Linked DNA regions of Homo sapiens: regions 2 and 3 are each linked to region 1. Evidence: chromatin contacts called from ENCODE Hi-C or POLR2A ChIA-PET data. All regions are on one chromosome and are shown on one strand. Each heading gives the region's core, a stretch centred on a gene start or an enhancer-like site at or near the end of the contact. The rest is flanking DNA. Distances are from core to core; before and after follow the strand shown. Region 1 overlaps SOX13 (SRY-box transcription factor 13). Region 2 holds the start of ATP2B4 (ATPase plasma membrane Ca2+ transporting 4). Region 3 overlaps ATP2B4 (ATPase plasma membrane Ca2+ transporting 4).

Region 1 (4,572 bases), core at 1,439-3,938:
TCCTTGTGTGCATTTCTGTCTCTCTCTGTCCTCGTCTCTCTGCAAGGCCCTCTATTTCTCTCTTTCTTGGTGTCTGTCCTTTGCCCCCTGTGCCCTCTGGATTCTCTGGGTCTATGTAGGCCCCTGGTCTGCCCTGGGCTCATCAGCCTTCCTGACCTCCTCCTGCCCTCCCCTTCACTCCCTCCCTGGCTCTGCCAGTCGGTTCCCACGGAGCCATTTTTAGCTCTGATCAGCATGGGAATGTGCCTCGGCCTCCAAGGGGCTTTGTCCTGGTGCCCCCGCCCCTGGTCCCAACCTGATCCCACGAGGGAGTTGGGACAGGAGGATTGATGGTGCTCCCCTTCCTGCCAGCGTCAGAGGCCCTGGAGAGGGGCTGTCCATGGCAGCTGGTCTTTATTCCTCCCTCATGAGCACAGGGTCGGGGGGGTCCCCATTCTTGGAAGAGGTTGAGAAGACTCCTGGGCTTCAGCCTCTCCCACCCAGCCCTGCCCCTCACCTGCCTGCCCTCCCCTCCCCCACTCTATACTAGGGACTGGATCTCAGCCTCTGATCAGTTTCACAAAGTTTGTTCCCTAAGGAAATCAAATCCCATTGTCACCTAACTCTGAAGATCTAAATAGCCCTTGGATCAGTATGGGAACCCCAAATCCCACAGGGCCAGATGTGGAGTCTGTGTCTGCCCCCGTCTTCTCTCCATCCTCAAAGCCCCCACTTCTCTCCAGGCTGTTTCTTTTTTTATGACTGTAAACATAGATAGTGCTTTATTTTGTTAATAATAAGATAATGATGAGTAACTTAACCAGCACATTTCTCCTGTTTACACTCGGGGGATTTTTTTGTTTTCTGATGACATAATAAAGACAGATCATTTCAGAATCTGGCCCTTGTGCAGGGGAGGAGGGAGGCTGGCCTAAGTCCAGAATTCCCAAATATGCCACCAGCCTGGGCACCACTGTCCCCTGGTGGCAGCCTGCAGGAGCTTCAGGCCTGGGGCCTCAGAGGAATTGGCTTAATGCAAGGGAATCCCAGGCCAAGCTTGTGAGTGACACATGCCCTCCACAGAGCCCACGCTGAATGCCCCTACCTTGACGAGGTGAGGCCACCCGGATCCTAAGAAAGAAGGCAGTAGTAAGAGCACTGTAATAGGAGTCATGAAGCTCGGGGTCTCTCTAGAACTGGCCACATGGCTGGGGTTGGGGAGTGGGAGCCAGGTCTCTCCTTTGGGGCCTCATTGTCCTCATCTGACAACAAGATTAAACCTTATACCTGGTTCTTACCATTCAGAGAAGTAGCCCTTTGAGACTCTAATGAAAGCTGTGGATCCTTTTCTTAGAAAAGGGCCCACAAAGGTTTACCCTGAAGCCCATCTGAGGCCCCTACGATGCTAATTAATGAAGCAGGGTCTCTAATGATAATGCTTCAGGGCTCTCTATCCATGACACATGCTTTGAGTGAACACTTCAGACCTAGTTATCCCATTAGGAGAAGTAATAGGCCTGCAAGGGCCGGATGACAGACTGAAACACCTCAAAAATGCATATTAACCAGGCTCTAGAGAGACACATCTTGTAGTGAAAAATTAATCCCATCAGTATAGAGTGGGGACAGCAAAACCGAATGGCAGTAGTTCTTGTGGAAGAGTTGGACTTGGGCTGCATTAATAGAGGCTTGTGTTCACAACAGGGGAGGTGATGGTCCAGTGTACCCCACACAGACCTAGTCCCAGGGGTAGCGTGCCCTTCCTCGCCCCCTCACTAGGGAAGTCTCACAATGGAGGGGCCCTGAAGCAGGCACCCCACATGGAGGAGCACAGGAGGGATCCTGGTGCACATTGTCCTTAGAGGAATAGTCAGAAGGGTCAGGCGTGTTTCCTCTAGAAAAGAAGACAGAGTTGGACAGAAAGGACAAGATTGCTTTCTCCAAAACTGCCAGGTGGGCAAAGTGTAGTATTGCACAAAGTTCATGAGGCAGAACTTGAGCTCCTGGATGAGGTTCAAGACTGTCTTGACATAAAGAACACCTTTTCCACAAAAAAGAGTGAACTTCCCAACTCAAGTCCTCAAGCTCTTGAGTACTGGTGGAGGGATTTCTAGATTGGAGAGGGTAGTGGTGAGAGAGGGTAGGTGTGGTGGTTGATTCTAGGGCCACAAAGTTGGGAGGGTGTGGAATGGAGACTGCCCAAGAATTAAGGGCCCAGCCATTTGGTATGGGGAGCGTCCTGAACGCTGGCTGGCTGTTTTTTCCCCAGCCCGGGTTCTCAGAGCCTCCTCTCCTTCGCCCTCCCCACGCCACGTCTGGAAAAGATGCAGGCAGAGGTGGGAGGAGGAGCTGGCGGCGGCGCCTGCCCCCTGGTGGTCACGATGGAGAGCTGCCCATTGCACCTCCCACTCCCCTCAGCCCTCTGCCCTCCGGCCCTCCGCTCTCCGCCCTCCCCTCTCCGCCCGCCCCTCTCGGCCCCCGGCCTCCTCCACTCCACTGGTGGGTCCAAACCATGTCCTGCCAGTCTCAAGACTCTCCCAGCCTGGCTCATTCCCACCTGTCGGTCCTGAGTTCCTCTTCCCTCCCGCAAGTCCTCTTGTCTTGCCTGCCTTATTCCCTCTGCTGAGACACAGTTGCGGGTCCTGGAGCCCCACCCCTGTCTCATGAGAGGCAGGATGGGGCCAGGTGGTTGGAGAGGCCAGGAGCAGAGTGCTGTGGTCATTACCAGGAAAGCTGGGCTACAAGTTCGTCCCCTCCGTGCGTCTCCGGCAGAGACCGAGGGGCAGAGCCCGTTGGGAAGGTGAATGTGCCCAGGAGTCCTTTAACTAGAGCTCTTTGCTAAGAGTCCTGGAAGGGGCCCGAGGGGGTGGAACCCGGATCACACTGGGAGGCTCCCAGGCCTGGTGCTCAGCCAGGAGGACAGGAGTGCTGGTTAGCCTGGGGTGGCAGTGAAAGGAGCCAAGGTGGAACTCCCAGACTTTGAGGAACAGGGTTGTGTTCCCTGCCACCACACCGGCTCACTCCCCTGGAGGACTGGGGGAAGGAGAATGCTTTCTCAGAGGCGGCAGTGGGATGATGTCTGCTGTTAATTCCTTCCCATACAGATGGTGGTCAGGACCTTAGGGGCACAGGACAATACCCGGGGGGGGGGGGGGGGCTCTGTCCCAGCCATTCCCTACTCACCACTGCAACACTTATCTCCAGCGCAACAGCATCAAGACCCAGGAGGCTGGAAACAAAGCTGGCTTCACAGTGTTAATTCTGCCCTCAATTCCAGAGGTGGCTCAGAGAGGAAGAAGGAGCGGGGACACTGCTATTTAGTCCAGACAGGTAGTGTCTATGATGACCACCTGACCCCACAGGTGACCCCAGGGGGCCCCTACCTGCCCAGCCCTGGCACCATCCCTATGCCTGGGCACCTCTTTCGCTCGTGTCCCCCCACTGTCACCCCCCGAGGCTGCTGCCCATGGAGGGCCTGGCTATGCTGGATCACCATGACCTTGAAAGCTCCAGCTGCAGGTGCCAGCTCCAGTGGTTGCCATGGCACCAGGGTGCTTTTTGCAGGCAAAAGCCAAACAACCAGAGTCCACCTGGCAGGCTGCTGCTGCTGTTGCCTCTGCTGCCCCTAAGGGCACTGGGCACTTACTGGCAGGGGGGCAGTCCTGGAGCAGCTGCTGCCCAGTGCACAGCCTGGGAAGTATAGCCGGAGTGACTGGGCTGCCAAGAGGGGTGCCCCCTTCTCATCTTTGAGTTTCTGCTCTTCCTTCTGGCCTTCTGAAAAAGTGACGGATTGGTTCCAGAAATCACTCCTGCCTGTTCTCAGGCAGAGCAGCCCCTTCCCCACCCCACTGACAGCTGGGAGCCAGACATGACCGAGGAAGGTGTCCTGAGCACTTCTATTTAGAATGTCACTGGTTCATCTCCTGGGTCAACCAAAGTCCTTGTAATCCACAGCCTAGTTCCCCCTAAGCAGTGCTTTACCGGGTTTAACTGGTAGGTTCTACTAAGAGAGTCAAAGGCACAGAAGCTGAGTGAGAGAAATAGGGGGCCCTGCCCAGAGCCTTCGGAGCTAGGTGCACAGGAGGATGTGTGCAGGCGGCTACCTTGACTTCAGCATGAAGCCCAGGTGGAGGGGGGATATCAGGAGGGGTTACAGCACCCCTCAGCCCCCACGCAGGGGTCAGTTCCTCACCATTGTCACTCAAGACACAGCAGTCCGGAAATGAGCATTTTAATGCAGAAAGAAAACCATGATAATTTACAAATGAATCACTTTCTGGGCCAGAGCCAGGAAGGCCCCAGGAGCTGTGAGGGTAGAAAGGGAGGTGGAGGCTGTTGAGTGTCCGGGCAACCAGTTTAGTCAGCACCTTTCTGATGGGATCCTGCCCAGGCTCTCCCACGATAGGCCCTGGGGGGCCCTGGCCCCCACCCCATCCTCTTGGCTCCCTCTAGTCATTCCAGATAGGAAGACCTCGGGTCAGCTTCAGGACATAAAGTAGAGCTGGAGAGACATCCCTGGAAGGAGGGCCTGAGGGCCAGGGAGGGAACAAGGCAGGAGACTGCTGGTTCTGGTTTTGGCCACCTCACCCTTGG
Region 2 (4,572 bases), core at 1,160-3,659, 500 kb before region 1:
GAGGGAAAAGGAGGGAAGGGGAGGGAAAAAGGAGGGAAGGGAAGAGGGAGGGAAGGGAAGAGGGAGGGAATGGAAGAGGGAGGGAAGAGGGAGGGAGGAAGGAAGGAATCTAACAAGGTACTAACTGTTCTTGAAATGCCCTGGGAAGGTGGGAGTGACTAGAGGAGTTGCAAGAGGCTGAAATGAGAACAAAGGTCACCTTTAGTGTCCTGTAAGTGCCTTGAGTGTCAGACAGTCAATCACTAGACAAAAAAGACCAAACAATCCATAGTTCCCATAGAGGGTGACCCTAAAATCTCCCCTTACCCCTGCAACTTTCTTCGGCTGCTGGCAGGGAGAGGCACAAGCACAGGCAGGGGCTTATTTTTTTTCTCTTGTTTTTAATTTTTTTGTAGAGATGGGGTGGGTCTTGCTATGTTGCCCAGGCTGGTCTTGAAATCTGGCCCCAAGTGATCCTCCCTCCTCAGCCTCCCAAAGTACTGGAATTACACGGATGAGCCACTGTGCCTAGCCAGGGCTTATTTTGGATTTTGTTTTCAGATGACAGCAGGCAATCTCCAGCCTCACATTGATGAACTCTGAGTTCTGAGCCCAGCCCAACCAGTCTAAAAACATTACTGGCCGGGTGCGGGGGCTCACGCCTGTAATCCCAGCACTTTGGGAGGCCGAGGCGGGCAGATCATGAGGTCAGGAGATCGAGACCATTCTGGCTAACATGGTGAAACCCCGTCTCTACTAAAAATACAAAAACAAAATTAGCCGGGCGTGGTGGCAGGGGCCTGTAGTCCCAGCTACTCGGGAGGCTGAGGCAGGAGAATGGCGTGAACCCCGGAGGCGGAGCTTGCAGTGAGCCGAGATCACGCCACTGCACTCCAGCCTGGGCAACAGAGCAAGACTCCGTCTCAAAAAAAAAAAAAAAAACCATAAAGAAAAAAGAAATAGCAGGGTAAGAAAATGAAGAGGAAAAAGAGGACCCAAATGAGAGAACATTGGGAAGGGTGCTAGTTGGACACGGGGGAAACTGGACCCCGTTTCACAACCCTGTTTCTCCATGCACATGTGGCTCTGCTTCTTGGGGGCAGAGATGACAGCAAAGAAGGACAGGGGGTGGTGTGAGCTGTTGGGTTAGAATGATAGGATCAAAGAGGCCTTTTCCCAACCCTCTGTTTAAAAGGTTGGGAAGTAGTGGCCAGTCACCTTCTTCACAGCATAGCTCATAGCTATAACCTGTGAGACATATGTCAATGTGCCTTCCATAAGCATATAAACATGAGTGTGTTTGCTGAGGTAGGTGTGGGAATCTGTCAGTCAATGAAGATATGTTGTGTGAACCAGCTGATGGTGCATGTTTGTGCTTGAAAGCCATAAAGTTCTATGCAAAATCTATGGGTGGCACTGTTGCACAATGCTAGTGGGTGTGTGGGTATGGGGGTGTGATTAACTGTTTACAGGCTGTGTATAAGTGTGCATGGATGTCTGAGTGTGTGCAAATTAAAACGGAAATATGTGCCGGAGTATGATACAAAGTACAGGAAAGTACTCGGGCTTTGGAGTCTGTCTGACTTGGTCTTGAATCGTTGGCTCTGTCATTAGCCGGATGTATAACCTTGGGCCAGACACTCAATCTTCAATTCCCTCAACTAGGAAATGAGGTTAATAATAAGTACCTTTCAAGATTAAATGAGGACTAGAAACGATACCATATAGACAAAGCTTTTGGTGTCATAGCCCACGCATAGCAGGACTCAAAAGTAAGCAGCTATTTTCATGCACTGTCAGTATACCTCTGGTGGGTACAGGGACAAGAGGGAACAAAATGTGACCTGTATATAAGGTGTAGGGGAGGACGGGTGTGTGTGTGTGTGTGTGTGTGTGTGTGTGTGTGTGTGTGTGTGTGTTTACAAAACAATTTATTCTCCTTCTCCAAGGAACCCCCTATTCAGACAGGAGCAGGAAGGTAGGAGGGGACATACAAGTGTCCACAGACACCTCGGGTTTCTGGGTCCTGGATCTAAGTGAGTAAGGGGTTGAGAGGCCCGTAGGAGCTGCAGGAAGCCAGCCGCCTGCCCAAGCTTCCTTTTTTTTCCCCTCCGCCCAGCAACCGTTGAATACCGCCACCCACATCCACTCCCCACCTCCACCCTCACCCCTCCTCCACCCCTACTCAGCTTTCTATTCAACAAGTGAGAGCAAGGGCGGGGAAGAAAGCCGACAGGGGAGAGGATTGCTTCCCTTTCTTTTCCCATTCCCCCTTAAGACGAACCAGGAAGTAACCGCAAGAATCGGGCCACCTTAACAGTAGAGTAATGGTTTGGCCTCGCGCCAAGTCCCACCTCTGTTCCAGCTCCTGCTCCTCCCCTCTCTCTTCCCGCACTGCTTGGGGAGAGCTGGTGAGCAAGAGTCTGGCCCGAGTTAGCTAGAGCTGTTGCCATGACAAGCATTTTCTTAAGAAAGCTCTGCTGTTGAGATCGTCCAAAGCTGGGGGCTGGGAGGGGGGGCACGAACTTCGTGGGGCACCATCCCTCCGAAGAGAGCAAGATCAGAGACACCCGCCCAGCTCTCCTGCACCCTTTTTCTTTCAGGAACCTGAGAGGTCCTTCCCATTGGAGGGGCAGGGGGAGGAGACCCAGCCCACTCCCCGGCCTTAGCCAGAAAGGCAAGAGAGCAAAGCCAGCGTCTCTAGCTTGGTTGCCACACTGGGGAGACTGGTGGGTGGTCACCCCACCCTACCCTCATCCATGGAAACCCGGAGGGAGAGTCCCGCCTGAAGAAACCTGGATCTTTGCTAGAAAGAGAGGTAGGCTTGCAGAGAATGAATTGACTTGTGATTTGCAAACTTTGTTTCTTTCTTTTCTCTCAATGGCTTCTAAAACTCCCCGATTTTCCTCTTTCTAGAATATTTCATGCGACTGGGTTTGGAGGATTTTTTTTAAAATATGTGTGTGTGCACAGATTTGTCAAATACTGTTTTACCTATTATCAGTTCTGAGAAACCATATAGTCGAACAAGTGATTTATCTCTCTTTTCCTAGTTCTTGTCATTCCTGGGCTATGGGGTAGGGTAATGGAGGGTTCTCTTTTTGACACCAAAATTGAGCTCTTGGAAAAAATATTTATCTCCCCTCCCTCAACCCATTCCGTTCCTGCCCTCCCCTTCCCCCCTTGGCTTGGGAATGAGACGCAGGATGGAAAACTGTTGCAAAAATATTTTCCGTGTCTGTTCCCTTTCTCGAAAGCCCAAAAGAGAGATGGAAAAAAAAAAAAAAAAGGAACCAAAGAAATCTTCAGCAGAAAGAGGGGCTGCAGCGGGAACTAGGAGAGGGGCACTTTGGGGCCATGGGGTGGAGGTGGGCTGGGAGAAGTTGGCAGGAGTGGGGAAGGAGAGTGCACGAATTAAATTTCTTTAGCTTTGCAGAGAAACCTCAGCAGTTTCTCTGTGCTGCTTGCAAAACATCCTCAGACTTTCACATGTATAATTAGCTGTGGAAAAAGCTGGGAGTTACCTCGTACCGCTGTTGTTTGAGTGTGTGTGAGCGTCCAGAACCAACTGTATGAGTGTCTCCGAGGGCACCGCCCCACACATCTCTGGTCCCAAAGGGGAGGAAGGAGAAGGGTGAATTGAAAAGTTTCCGATGTCGAGGCTGGACACTGTGGGGCTGGTGAGTGTTTGGCAGATGGGGTGGGCCACAGGCATCTGTGGAAGGATCCCTGAGCGTCTCGGGCCACTGCCTTGGCTTGCTGAAGAGCTAGGAATTAAGACTGGGATTGTCCTTCCTGCTCTCCCTTCTCTCTTTCTTTTACATACTTGGCTCGCTCTTGGTAGAGGGGGCTGCTGGCATCCTTCCCCGAGTCGAGTCTGGCCTCTTACACTCCTCCACCTCCCTGAGGGTACCCGCCGCTCTTCTCCAACTGGGTGTGGAGGGTGCAGGAGTGGCCAGCCGCATCTTGGGAGGGGAGTGGGCACTCTGCTGCCAGAGGCACGTCCCTCCTGGGCATTCCTGCCGGACTTAACAATAACTTGCAGACGTGATGCCGGCGCCTGCTGGCCGGGCAGGGGGAATGTCAGATGAAGAAATAGGCCGGTACTCAACTGAGGCCCCTGTGGAGAGGGGAAAGGAGTGGGGGAGGGAAGGGAAACAAAATCCCATTCTGCAGCGCCCCCCTCCTCTGTGTGAGGAGTCTGGCAGGGAGTCTAGAGACCCTGGCCCTGCTCCTTAAGCCCCTCCCCAAGCTGCCCCTTCTCCACGCGCTTCCCATTGGAGGCCCTACTACGCCCCCTCCACTCTGAGCCCTCTACCTGGAGGAAGGAGACCAGGCTCATTCCAGGCTGGGCCAGGCCCAGGAAAGCAGCCTGGGAGTGACGAGGGGCTGGGCCAGGAGTGTTTAGGAAGAAGGGGAGTGGAAGAGGCCTCCTAGCCCATGTGCTGAGTTACCCTCCTTGGCTGAGGGTGGTGGCTTGGGGAGCAGACTCTGGGAGGGGCAGGAAGGATGGTGGCAGCTTGGTAAGGCGTGTTCTGGAAGGTGGGCCCTAAACCCTGAAGCAGACAAATCTGTGGGAATCAGGCTGGGGGA
Region 3 (4,572 bases), core at 989-3,488, 430 kb before region 1:
AGCAACCTTCTCCCAGATTGTACAGAGCTGAAGACTTGTAAAGAGTCTCCATGTACTCTCGGCCATTGCTGTCTAGATAGGGCCCATGGGAACAGCCATGAGATAGGGTTGAAGGAGTTGGAGGACCCTACCCTCAGCCAGTCTCTTACTATCTCCTTCACTGTCCCTCCTTCCCCTTTGTGCTCTAGGTGATCTGCTGCCTGCAGATGGAATCCTGATCCAAGGGAATGATCTGAAGATTGATGAGAGCTCTCTGACAGGGGAATCTGACCATGTCAAGAAGTCCCTGGACAAAGACCCCATGTTGCTCTCAGGTATAGGCCCTGGCTGCCCAAGTTCCCATTTACCTCCCTGCAAACACCTAGGCCACAGGATCCAGACCCTGTTCTCTCCTCTGACTCTGTCCCATCTCCTTCCCTGGGGTTCAGCTGGGGCAACAGCATTTTGGTGGGTGGAATACAAGGATATCAGGCAGCCTAAATGAAGTTTTCCATGAAACAAGTGTTATAAGGGCCTTGAAGGGGCTTTGCTGGTTGCAGGGGTGGCGGGGGCAGGAGGGAGGGCTTACCCTAAAGCGGTTAGACACATTTTCCTCCTTACTCCCAATTTGTCTGGTCTGTTTTAAATGCGCCCAGCTCTTGACCTTTTCCTACTGTGCTAAGCACATCATTATCCATGGGGTAGGGAGGAGTATTTTTTCTTCTAAGTTTGTGTTTCATACCAAATCATGTCTAGGTATTAAAAAACCCATTCCTTCCCATCTTCTCCTTTCCCGTGTAGGGACCCATGTCATGGAAGGTTCTGGCCGGATGGTGGTGACAGCTGTTGGTGTCAACTCTCAGACTGGAATCATCCTTACTCTCTTGGGGGTCAATGAGGATGACGAAGGGGAGAAAAAGAAGAAAGGTAAGGGGCATCTGGAATGAGATTCTCTTTCCTCTCATCCCCATGGACAAACAAGGAAGCGAGGGAGCAGATCTGGATAGAAAGCATGGTTGGAAGAATCTGCTGCCATGAAGAAAGCAGATATCCAAACTCCTTGCTGAGATAAAGATGTAAATCCTTGGCTCCAGGGAGCTCTGATGAAAACCAGATCCTGGCTCTAGGCTCCCAAATCAGGTTGAATTTGAGCCTTGATTTTTATGTCTAATGGTAGCTTGTAAAGGGATGAGTTATAAAGCCTGCCCTAAATAAACTGGCTAGGTGCTGGTAGCCCCAAATGCCTTCCGTGTACTCCCCCTCCTTCCCCAACTTTCTTCCTCAAAGATGGGGGGTTAAACGAACCATCAAGACTAAGAGAAAATTGGCCAGAAGAGTAAAATAGATTTCTGCCGAAACTGTAGGCTCTCAATGGAAGAGACACACAGCTAGAAGAGTAGGAACAGTTAGTTCAGTCTTTGCCACTCAGTTATTCCTGAAGGAAAGAATAAGAGGGAGAAAGAGGAGAAGATACTAAAACCAAGTCTACACGTTTCCCTAAGCATTCCTTCTTCCCTTAGGGGAGAGAAGGTTTCTACCACTTGGCTGGAGAATCATCTTGAGCTGTTTAGTGGAGGACAGTTTATGAAAAGGAAACAAAACACATTCTCTCAGGAACTAAATAATTCATTTCTGCAGCTGCCTGCAGATGAATAAGGGGGAAGCTTGCCTGGTGCTGTTGAAGTAACACGGAGACACCTTTCAAAGTCTTTGCCATCAGGCAGAAACGGTTCAAACCTCTCACTTCCTAATCCCCACCCCATTTTTCCAAGCAATGTGACTCAGGCCAGGAGCAAGAGAAAGCACCTCAGGTATGAGTATGCACTCACCTACATGAGCGTTTTGGTGGATATCCCGAGGATTCATGACAGCCTCTAGCAAGAATGAATGAAAACAGAGATGTGAGCTTCCTTTACATTTATGTCCCTTCCCTGCAACCCAAACACTTTGCTGTTGTCCTTCTGGGCTCTGAGCAGGACCAACAAATTGGATCTCTTAATAGTTACTTTGGGTTTCGACCCCACTTTTTTCTTTCTTGTTCAAACAGGTAAAAAACAAGGAGTCCCTGAAAATCGCAACAAAGGTAACCTCTCCAACTACTCATTTACCATCTCTACCTGCCCACACTCAAACCAGACCTTTCCAGGCCATCTTCCTTCTCCCTTTTCCTCTCCATAAATCTGTTATCTGCTGCTGTGGCTCAGATGCCTCATCCTGAGGAAGGTGCAGAGATTTTTGGGGTGGTCTCAAGGTCCTGATCCCAATCTAAGATGGGACAACAGCACCCTCTGCTGTTGGCTCACAGAATGTCATGTCAAGGTTTGTCTTGGGGAGTGTGTAGGATTGATCTGCTCTTCCTAGGGAGCTGAACTCTGCTTCATTGACCTCAGCCTGATTTAAACACCAACAGTCATCAGTTTCTGGGTTGGAAGACTTCAGGGTCCTCATGGTGGAGGGAGGTGGGGTGGGTAGTCCCTGCACCGTCCTCTTGCTAGCTTCCTCATAAGTGTCCTCTTCTGGTCTGGATCCCTTCTCTGCTGGTCTTCTCAGGGGTGCTTGGAGAGAGCCCTTTCTCTGTATCTCTCTCCCCACCTCCCTTCTTTGTTCTTGCCACAGTCTGTTTTCTTCCTCCTGATCTGATGTGTGTGTCTCTTTTGGTGACTGTGTTCACATTCTGTCTCCGTCTTCTTGTTTGTGAGTCTGACAGCAGGGACTACTCAGGAAGGGTATCCTAAGCAAGGGGCTGAGCCCTATAGCAGTGAAAGTGGAGTGGTGCTGGGAGCCAGCAAGAACTACTGTCTTGTGACGCTCCTAGAGATTTGTTTTTACTTTGTAACCCACATCACAGCAGTCTTTAGAAATAAAGTCATCACATTGGAAAACCAGAGCTAAACAGAAATAATTCTTTAATTTTAGGTCTTTAACTCTTCTTTTAAAAGCAAAATGGATTTATATGTCTCTCTTTATCCCTGCTTTCTCTTATTCCAGGAGGTCCCTCACACCAGCTTCTTCCCTCTTCCCCAAAAGACTTAACCCCAGGTCCCACTCTGTATCTCTCTACCTTTGTCAGGCAGGGAAGAAAGGGAATTTTCTTTTCCTATCCTCAACTGCTAGAAGGGGCTGGAAAATACCCTGGGTCTGGGGGTATGTGTTTCTTCCCTGACAATCGAGAGAGAGAGAGAGAGAGAGAGAGAGAGAGAGATAAACCATTTAACAGAGCAATCTTGTGCTCCAGAAACATCTGCCAACCCTCTCCTTCAGCCCCTTTCTGCAGTAAAGATTCACTATTTTAAGCACTGAGTTCCAGGAAGGATGGTTGTTTTAATAGTGCTTAGTGACATGATTAATCCCCTTGCTGGAATAAACCTAGCTTGGGACTCTGAGGTAGTACCAGGAAGCTGCCACTGAAGAAGAAATCCATACCCTAAAAGCACCCCAGTTTCATCTAAACTCATTAGAATATTATTCCAAAGGCCCTAATAGAGTGTTGAAGGCAAGTTCCATGTCTAGCATGGGTTGGAAGTGGTCGGAACTGATGTCAGGGTCCAAGGTATATTCCGGGAAAGAGACAGGAAGGTTTTCTGGTTTCCACCTGCCTGCCACTCAGTGCTACCACCTTGCCTGCTCACCTGTCCTATTTGTGTGTACACTCCAGCAAAGACCCAAGACGGAGTGGCCCTGGAAATCCAGCCACTCAACAGCCAGGAGGGAATCGACAATGAGGAAAAGGACAAGAAGGCAGTCAAGGTGCCTAAAAAGGAGAAGTCAGTGCTGCAGGGCAAGCTGACTCGCCTGGCTGTTCAGATTGGGAAAGCCGGTGAGTAGGGTAGAGCCTCGTTGTGGTTTATCAATGTTGTCTTGGATCCTCATCACTTTTATCCCCTTCTTTCTGCACCGACCGAGACTGGCAGAAAGAAGCTGAAACTTCAGGGTGGCTAGTTGGGGCTAGGCGGCTGTTTCCCTATCTCCGCCACTGTTTGGTCGCTCCCTAGGCTTTTTCAGAGAGAAATGTTTTCCTGTGTGTAAGGGTTAATGGCCCTGAGATCTCTTAATCCAAATGAATGAGAAACAAAGAGCATATATTACAGCAGGGGAGATTTACATTAGCAAGAAGGAAGACTTTAATAACTGCTTACCTGTCTCTTGCTTTGGGTTGTAAATTCCTTAAAGATAGAGAAGGCTGCAGCTTGCTACAGGCAATTCTCTAGCATAGGAGTAGGATCTGGCTAAGCACAGAGCAATAAATACCAAGTAAGGACTGGAGGAAGAAGGAAGGCTGTGGTTACAGAGGCTCTCTCCAGAAGAGAGGTAACTAAATAATGCACTCTGCATATGAGGAAGTGGCTTCTCCATCACTTGCCTCTACATTTTCCTGTCTCACCACCTTCTTTCAATGGAGGGGGAGAAAGGGGAGTGGGAAGAAGAAATAGAAGATTGCTACTTTAGTGGACATATCTCTCAAGGAACAGTCTTTTTTTTTTTTTTTTTTTTTTTTTTTTTTTGAGATGGCGTCTTCCTCTGTTGCCCAGGATGGAGTGCAGTGGCACCATCTCAGCTCACTGCAGACTCTACCTCCTGGGTTCAAGCGACTTT

What was found. A loop is a pair of places that touch in the nucleus more often than their neighbours do. ChIA-PET counts read pairs that join two places held with the same protein, here RNA polymerase II (POLR2A). Pooled maps may share reads with other maps.
Region 2: a loop to region 1 is called in a map of ovary, with 5 times the contacts of the local background. The contact joins the promoter of ATP2B4 here to the enhancer-like site in region 1. A Hi-C loop is called at or near these places in 8 of 168 maps with a recorded cell type or tissue (CD4-positive, alpha-beta T cell, CD8-positive, alpha-beta T cell, K562 and 4 more), 8 of 37 single-sample maps with no recorded cell type and 23 of 50 pooled maps. POLR2A ChIA-PET finds 5 or more read pairs at or near these places in 1 of 52 experiments (CD4-positive, alpha-beta T cell).
Region 3: a loop to region 1 is called in a map of naive thymus-derived CD4-positive, alpha-beta T cell, with 18 times the contacts of the local background. The contact joins two enhancer-like sites. A Hi-C loop is called at or near these places in 3 of 168 maps with a recorded cell type or tissue (CD4-positive, alpha-beta T cell, MCF 10A and naive thymus-derived CD4-positive, alpha-beta T cell) and 7 of 50 pooled maps. POLR2A ChIA-PET finds 5 or more read pairs at or near these places in 1 of 52 experiments (naive thymus-derived CD4-positive, alpha-beta T cell).

Annotation. Positions count from the first base shown.
Region 1 is chr1:204,126,868-204,131,439 of GRCh38, forward strand. SOX13 (SRY-box transcription factor 13) reads left to right here. Exons shown (of 14, transcript NM_005686.3): 14 at 1-876. ETNK2 (ethanolamine kinase 2) reads right to left here. Exons shown (of 8, transcript NM_018208.4): 8 at 4,195-4,572. Among named protein-coding and RNA genes, the nearest start is that of ERLNC1, 12 kb to the right of the region's middle. RefSeq lists enhancers at 3,012-3,515, 3,516-4,018, 4,035-4,571, 4,572. Within about 2 kb of position 2,689, at least 15 of the 41 ENCODE cell types and tissues checked have a DNase peak (open chromatin) inside an H3K27ac peak, as active enhancers do; they include ovary, where a contact is called at or near this core.
Region 2 is chr1:203,624,423-203,628,994 of GRCh38, forward strand. It overlaps ATP2B4 (ATPase plasma membrane Ca2+ transporting 4), which reads left to right and starts at 2,410. Exons shown (of 21, transcript NM_001684.5): 1 at 2,410-2,797. RefSeq lists enhancers at 1,404-2,278, 2,279-3,151.
Region 3 is chr1:203,700,018-203,704,589 of GRCh38, forward strand. ATP2B4 (ATPase plasma membrane Ca2+ transporting 4) reads left to right here. Exons shown (of 21, transcript NM_001684.5): 5 at 189-314; 6 at 781-906; 7 at 2,027-2,062; 8 at 3,635-3,796. Among named protein-coding and RNA genes, the nearest start is that of SNORA77, 27 kb to the right of the region's middle. Within about 2 kb of position 2,239, at least 5 of the 41 ENCODE cell types and tissues checked have a DNase peak (open chromatin) inside an H3K27ac peak, as active enhancers do.